Linked DNA regions of Homo sapiens: region 2 is linked to region 1. Evidence: chromatin contacts called from ENCODE Hi-C or POLR2A ChIA-PET data. All regions are on one chromosome and are shown on one strand. Each heading gives the region's core, a stretch centred on a gene start or an enhancer-like site at or near the end of the contact. The rest is flanking DNA. Distances are from core to core; before and after follow the strand shown.

Region 1 (2,994 bases), core at 20-2,519:
GTTTACAGTAGTTGCTTAATACATATTTGATTTAAAAATTTCAGCCTACTTGTCCCAAGGGTCCTCATTTTGCTTCCTGCGGCAGCATAACTGATAGGGAACAGCTAGCCAGCACTAGGGGGATGAAAAGGCGTTAAGTGCAACCCACAGGGCGACATGGAAATATAACACGAAGCTGGCCGCTTGCCCTTCATTGTCAGCTCTCTTAAATTTATGCCCGGTAGGTGAGAGCTGACACTTCCTGCCTTTGGTTTGGTTCCTAACATTTTAATAGGATGGATCCAAATCCTGTGCCTTGATTTCCCCAGGTGAGGGTGAGGAGGAGAGAAAGAAGAGGGGGGTTCTGTAGCTTTTAAACTTTACTCCTTAGGGGCCTGTATGTATGTATGTGTGTGTGTGTGTGAGAGGGAGGAAGAGAAACAGAGAGAGAGAAGAGAGAGACAGAGATGAGAGAGGTATGAGAGACACAGGAGAGAGAGACAGATGAGAGAGAGAAAGAGAGACACGACAGAGAGAGAGAGACGAGAGAGAGAGAGACACGGGAGAGAGAGACAGAGGAGAGAAGAGGAGAGGAGAGAGACACGAGAGACAGATGAGAGACAGTGAGACACGAGAGAGAGAGAGAGATGAGAGGAGAGAGAGACATGTGAGAGAGACACAGGAGAGACAGAGATGAGAGAGAGATATGAGAGAGATCTATGAGAGAGAGACACTGGAGAAAGAGGGACAGAGATGAGAGAGAGACAGACGAGAGACAGACACAAGAGAGAGGGACCGATGAGCGGAAAGAGAGGCACGAGAGAGAGATGAGAGAGAGAGAAGAGGGGTCTCCAATGAATATGTGGGAATATATGGAAAACGCGAATATCCAAATGATATTTGGAAAACTTGGCTGTGTTGGGGTGGTCAGGGACCCAGCCTCTTAGGTGTCCCTCCCCTGGCTCGCGATCACCCACCCGGGACACCGACGGACCCCGCGCCGCTAACCAGCCGCTCTCAGAGCGTGGGTGGCAGGCGTGGCTCTGCTCGGGGCCGGCCGCTCCCCTCACGTTCCCGGAGGCCTCGGCGGAAGGCGTGCAGGCGGCCTCTGGGCGGCGGCTGCAGGGGAGACAGTGGAGGGGCCCGGCGCCCTTGTCCGCCCGCACGTGCTCGGGGCGGGGCGGCTGGGGCCCGACGGGCGGGGCCGGGGGCGGTGGCGGCGGGGGCGTGGCCGGGCGGCCACGTGACGGGCGGCGCGGCTATTAAGCCGCGCGGCAGCTGCTCGCAGCCGGAGCTGGTGCTTCGCCCGAGACCCAGCGCCCAGGCGTGTCGCCCCGAGAGGAGCCGCGCGAAGGTCACCCCGCGCCCGCCGCCCGCCGCCCGCCGCCTCCGTGGGTCCGTTTGCCAGTCAGCCCGTGCGTCCGAGCCCCTCGCGCCCCGCCGCAGCCCCGGCCAACCGAGCGCCATGAACCAGATAGAGCCCGGCGTGCAGTACAACTACGTGTACGACGAGGATGAGTACATGATCCAGGAGGAGGAGTGGGACCGCGACCTGCTCCTGGACCCAGCCTGGGAGAAGCAGCAGAGGAAGGTCAGCAGGGGCCCGCGGGCCGCCCGCGCGTGGTGGGGCCGGGTCCCCCGCGGGGCTCCCGTGCGCGTGGCCGCGTGGCCTGGCGACTGGCGAGAGGGCGCTTTGTGGAGGTGCTGTGCTGTCCTGTGCCCTCGCAGCCCCGGGGGCCCCTTAGGAAAGAGGACACGTCCGGGGACAGGCAGGACACTGGGCGTCGTGTGTGTGCGCGCGCGCTAGCAGCATCGGAGGTACAGATGTGGTTCTGTTCCTCACACCAACCCGCGTTAGACCAGATCTGAAGGGGTCTCTGGTCTGCTCCTGACCCCTTGAGTCTGTGACCTTGGCCCCCGAGTTATACTCTCCTGGCCCGCTTGTGTCCATTTACCCCAGCCTCTCTCTTCCCCATTGAAAGAAGCAAAAGAACATCAGCTTCATTGCAATTTCCACCGGGCTGCCCCTAGAGTCATGGAAAGTCATTTATTCAATCTTTTGGGTTCCTTGGAGAGGGATGTTGTATGAACACTAGACATTTACCGATAGTGACAATTATTTCACACTCTATTTATAATTCATTGAGGTAAGCACACAGGGACGAAGGAGTCAGCCAGCTTCTAAAAGCTCCCTCCCCATTTTGATTGGCGTTCTCTGGGGGCCCAGTGGAACATTCCACTTTTTCAAGGTTTCCTCTTGATCCTCTTGGCTGGAATAAATAGGGAATGCTCACCAGGAGGCTTAATCCCGCCTCTTACTTGACTAGGCAGGGAGCCTGGTTGGGTCAGACATGACAACAGAGACCTGCCAACCCAACCTTAAGATAACGGGGTTATGGCAAAAGCCAAACGCTCTGAACTTTTTTCCGCCTATTTTTCTGGGCGTGGGGCAAGATAGATTTCCCTTCTAAGGACCTGCTTTAGGTGGATAGCCTGTGGTGACCATAGTGTGTATGGGAATCTCTGTATAATGGGTACTGTAGCTGATTGTGCGATAGTATTTGGTGAATAGGGGTATGATGGTGGAGAACACACATCCCAAACTCCTCTCGCAGCAAACAGCGTTAGCTGGAAGGAGAGATGATTATCAAATAACCAAGCACTATTTTTATATCAGGATGTCTCTTGTCTACCCTCTCTCCTAAAATACCATTTACTATTATTATTTTAAAGCTCTAATTTAGCTACATTTCAGTCTCTCCCCGAGTTTCTTAAGGCTTTTACCATCCCTACCTTTCTTAGAAAATGGGAGTAATAAATAGAAAAAAACAAAACTTCAAGCCGTCTACTATTGTTTAAAGGACTGATTGTGAAGGAAGTACGAGGCATGAGGATTACTAATGTGTCATCTGGACCAGCTGATGCATCATCCATCAGCACGAAGTTAAAAAGTGACTTTAATTTTTAGCAGTGAGTGTTTTTTTTTAAAAGAATTTCCCCAAATTTTGATTACTG
Region 2 (3,029 bases), core at 130-2,629, 330 kb after region 1:
TGAAGCCCCAACCGAGCTCCTGTTTCCCACTTAACCCACACCTTGAGGTAGAGGAGGAATGCTTGTTCCTCCTCTACGAAGACTCAGAGCGAAGACTGAGAGGAGGGCTCCAGAGTCACCCCCAGGTCCCGGGGGAAACCAGCAGGTTTCCACTCACCACTTTTTCTCCCCAAATCAGAAAATCTTAGTAGTAGGAACTAAGTGGTTGAGCCAGATACCTCATCGAATAGGTCTCAGAGGATGGCTGAGCGTTTAGGTAGTTCCTGTCCTTGATGGCCATTGTACTTCCTCTGGTTCGGAGACTCTGGTGTCCCTCGGATGCTGCACTTTGCCGGGGGGACTGGGCCTCAGAAGTGAGCTTCCATAGCCTCTCGGTGCTCTCAATCACTATGGCCTCATGTCCCTGTCCCAAGCTATGCCCAGGGTGAGACTGAATCCATGAACGACAGCAACAGTGACGTTTACCATTTACTGAGTTTCTGTGAGAGGCCGGATATGACATTAGTGCTCATCACACATGTTCTCATTTAATTCTCACTGCAAACCCACAAGGTAGGAATCTCCCTTTCCGTTTTACAAATGAGAGGGATGAAAGGGTCAATAAATATAAGTAACCTGCAAGGATAGGGATATTTAGCTGGCGAGTGAAAGTTAGAGTTCGATCCAGGACCATGTGAAGCCAAGCTCATACTCTTCACTAATATTAGGACATGTTGACTTTCAACAAGATTTTGCATAATTTTCCCTTCCCAAACTACCTCCCTCTTTTTTCTCTCTCTCTCTCTCTCTTTTTTTTTAAGACTCAGAAGGTGAAATACCTAGGTTGCATAAGCACAATTTTATTTTATTTGTCTCATTTGCATTATGTCATTGGCTGGAGCAAAGTCTGTTTAACGCTTTTTTAAAAAAGTGTTTCCAAAGCCCCTGGATCAGTGCTGTGTACGTAGTTGGTCCATAATAGACAGGGACTGACTAATTAGGGGTAGGACCATGTTTCATAAGCATAGGGAGAGGAGAGAGCATATGACCTAGCTCAGACTTTGTCCCGGAATCCGGTGCACTGGCAAAACCAAGTCCTTGACAGCACTTTAGTCGCTATGGACTTGGCAGCGCATGTGCCTGTCGTCTACAAATAGTAGTTCAATCAACAACTGCCCTTTCTATGCTGACGGGATATCTAGCCCTATGTAAACATTTCTTTTTTAGCACTAGATCTTAATTCCTGCAGCCCTTGGTTTATCACCAGTTTCTTGAGAAAATAATCTGTCCATGTTCTCCAGTCATGGGACGATGACTCAGGCTGGGGATTCAGGCCGTTTTCTGTGCAGTAGCTGGTCTTGCGGCCCCGTCCTGTTTGGACCCGAGCCAGCACACCGCAGCGAGGTGCTCCTTCCACCTCCCAGTGACCCGTGCCAGCCCTTCTGCTCCTTCCCCCCTGCTGCTCTTGCCTTTGTGGTTGCCAGAGTAACCATAAAAATATTACTCCACATGCTGTAGGAACAAAATGTCAGTGCACTTTACTATTGTTTTAATTTAAAAACTAACGTGTGAAAATAACTCCAGCCTGGGAGAAATGCTCTCTCTGCCAGATGATTCCTTTTGGAAGGAGAGGTACAAAATCATTGTGAAGAACTCAGGGGTAGGAATGATACCTAGGTTTAGGATAAGAGCCTAAACTCCTATGTCCTATGGTAAATGTCCCCTAAATGTTTGTCTGGTGAATGAATGAATGAATGAATGTGACACAAACTTTGCTGAAAAATTTAGGAATATATAAATGGTATATATAAATTTTAAAGTAAAACTCTTAATTCCTATTATAAATTATAATAGAAATGCTATTATAAACTTTAGGATGGTGAGTGAAGCAGGTTGAATAGTGTGCCCCCCAATTTCATGTTCTTCCAGAACCTCAGAATGTGACCTTATTTGGATATCAGAGTCTTTGCAGACGTAATAAGTTAAGGATCTCACAGTGAAATCATTCTGGACTTCGGATGGGCCCTAATCCAATGAATGATGTCCTTATAAGAAGAGGAGACTGCCAGGCATGGAGGCTTATGGCTGTACCAGCGCTTTGAGAGGCCGAGGTGGGAGGATTGCTCGAGGCCATGAGTTCAAGAACATCCTGGGCAACACCCCCAGGACACCCCCACCTCCATATCTACAAAAAACTTTTAAAAATTAGCAGGACATGGTGGCACACAGCTGTAATCCCAGCTATTTGGGAGGCTAAGGCAGGAGGATTGTTTGAACTCAGGAGTTCAAGGCTGCAGTGAGCTATGATTGCACCACTGCACTCCAGCCTGGGTGACAGAGTAAGACCCTGTCTCAACCATAACAAAAATAAGTTTCCTAAAATATAGTGAGTTTATTTGTTCAAATCTTTTGCCTTAAAAAAAAAGTTGTCTTATTATTATTATCCTAGAAGAATTCCTTATATTCTCAATACAAATCTTTTATCAGGTATGGGTGTTGTAAATATCTTTTCCTAATCTTTGGCTTGCCTTTTTAATTTCTTAACAAGAAAAGTTTTAAATTTCGATCAAGTCCAATTTATCAACTTTTTTTCTTTTACAGTTTGTACTTTTTGTCCTCTCTGAGATATCTTAGATACAAACCAAGGTCACAAACATTTCTTCTGAAGTTTTCTTCTAGAAGTTTTATTGCTTTAGCTTTTACATTTAGGTTTATGATCATTTTGAGTGAATTTTTGCAGATGAATATGAAATGAGGTATGACAAAGTTATTTTTCACATATGTGTCCATTTGTTACAGCACTGATTGTTGAAGAGATGATTCTCTCCCTCATTGAATTACCTGTCACCTTCATCAGAAGTCAATTGAGCTGGGTGCAGTCGTGCACATCTGTAGTCCCAGCTCCTTGGAAGTTGCAGTGGGAGGACTGCTTGAGTCCAAGAGTTCGAGGTCAGCCTGGGCAACATTGTGAGACTTCGTCTCTTAAATTTTTTTTTTTTTTGAGATGGAGTTTTGTTCTTGTTGCCCAGGCTGGAGTGCAATTGTGTGGT

Evidence for each region. Hi-C counts contacts between places; a loop is a spot of excess contacts on that map. ChIA-PET counts read pairs that join two places held with the same protein, here RNA polymerase II (POLR2A). Pooled maps may share reads with other maps.
Region 2: a map of ascending aorta shows a loop between it and region 1 (2.9-fold over the local background). The contact joins the enhancer-like site here to the promoter of ACTN2 in region 1. A Hi-C loop is called at or near these places in 1 of 168 maps with a recorded cell type or tissue (ascending aorta) and 4 of 50 pooled maps. POLR2A ChIA-PET finds 5 or more read pairs at or near these places in 1 of 52 experiments (T-cell).

Annotation. Positions count from the first base shown.
Region 1 is chr1:236,685,230-236,688,223 of GRCh38, forward strand. ACTN2 (actinin alpha 2) reads left to right here and starts at 1,270. Exons shown (of 21, transcript NM_001103.4): 1 at 1,270-1,570. The coding sequence starts at 1,445. RefSeq lists a silencer at 1,126-1,215 and an enhancer at 2,854-2,994.
Region 2 is chr1:237,011,817-237,014,845 of GRCh38, forward strand. No RefSeq gene overlaps it. Among named protein-coding and RNA genes, the nearest start is that of MT1HL1, 8.9 kb to the left of the region's middle. RefSeq lists an enhancer at 1-1,729. Within about 2 kb of position 1,380, at least 13 of the 41 ENCODE cell types and tissues checked have a DNase peak (open chromatin) inside an H3K27ac peak, as active enhancers do; they include ascending aorta, where a contact is called at or near this core.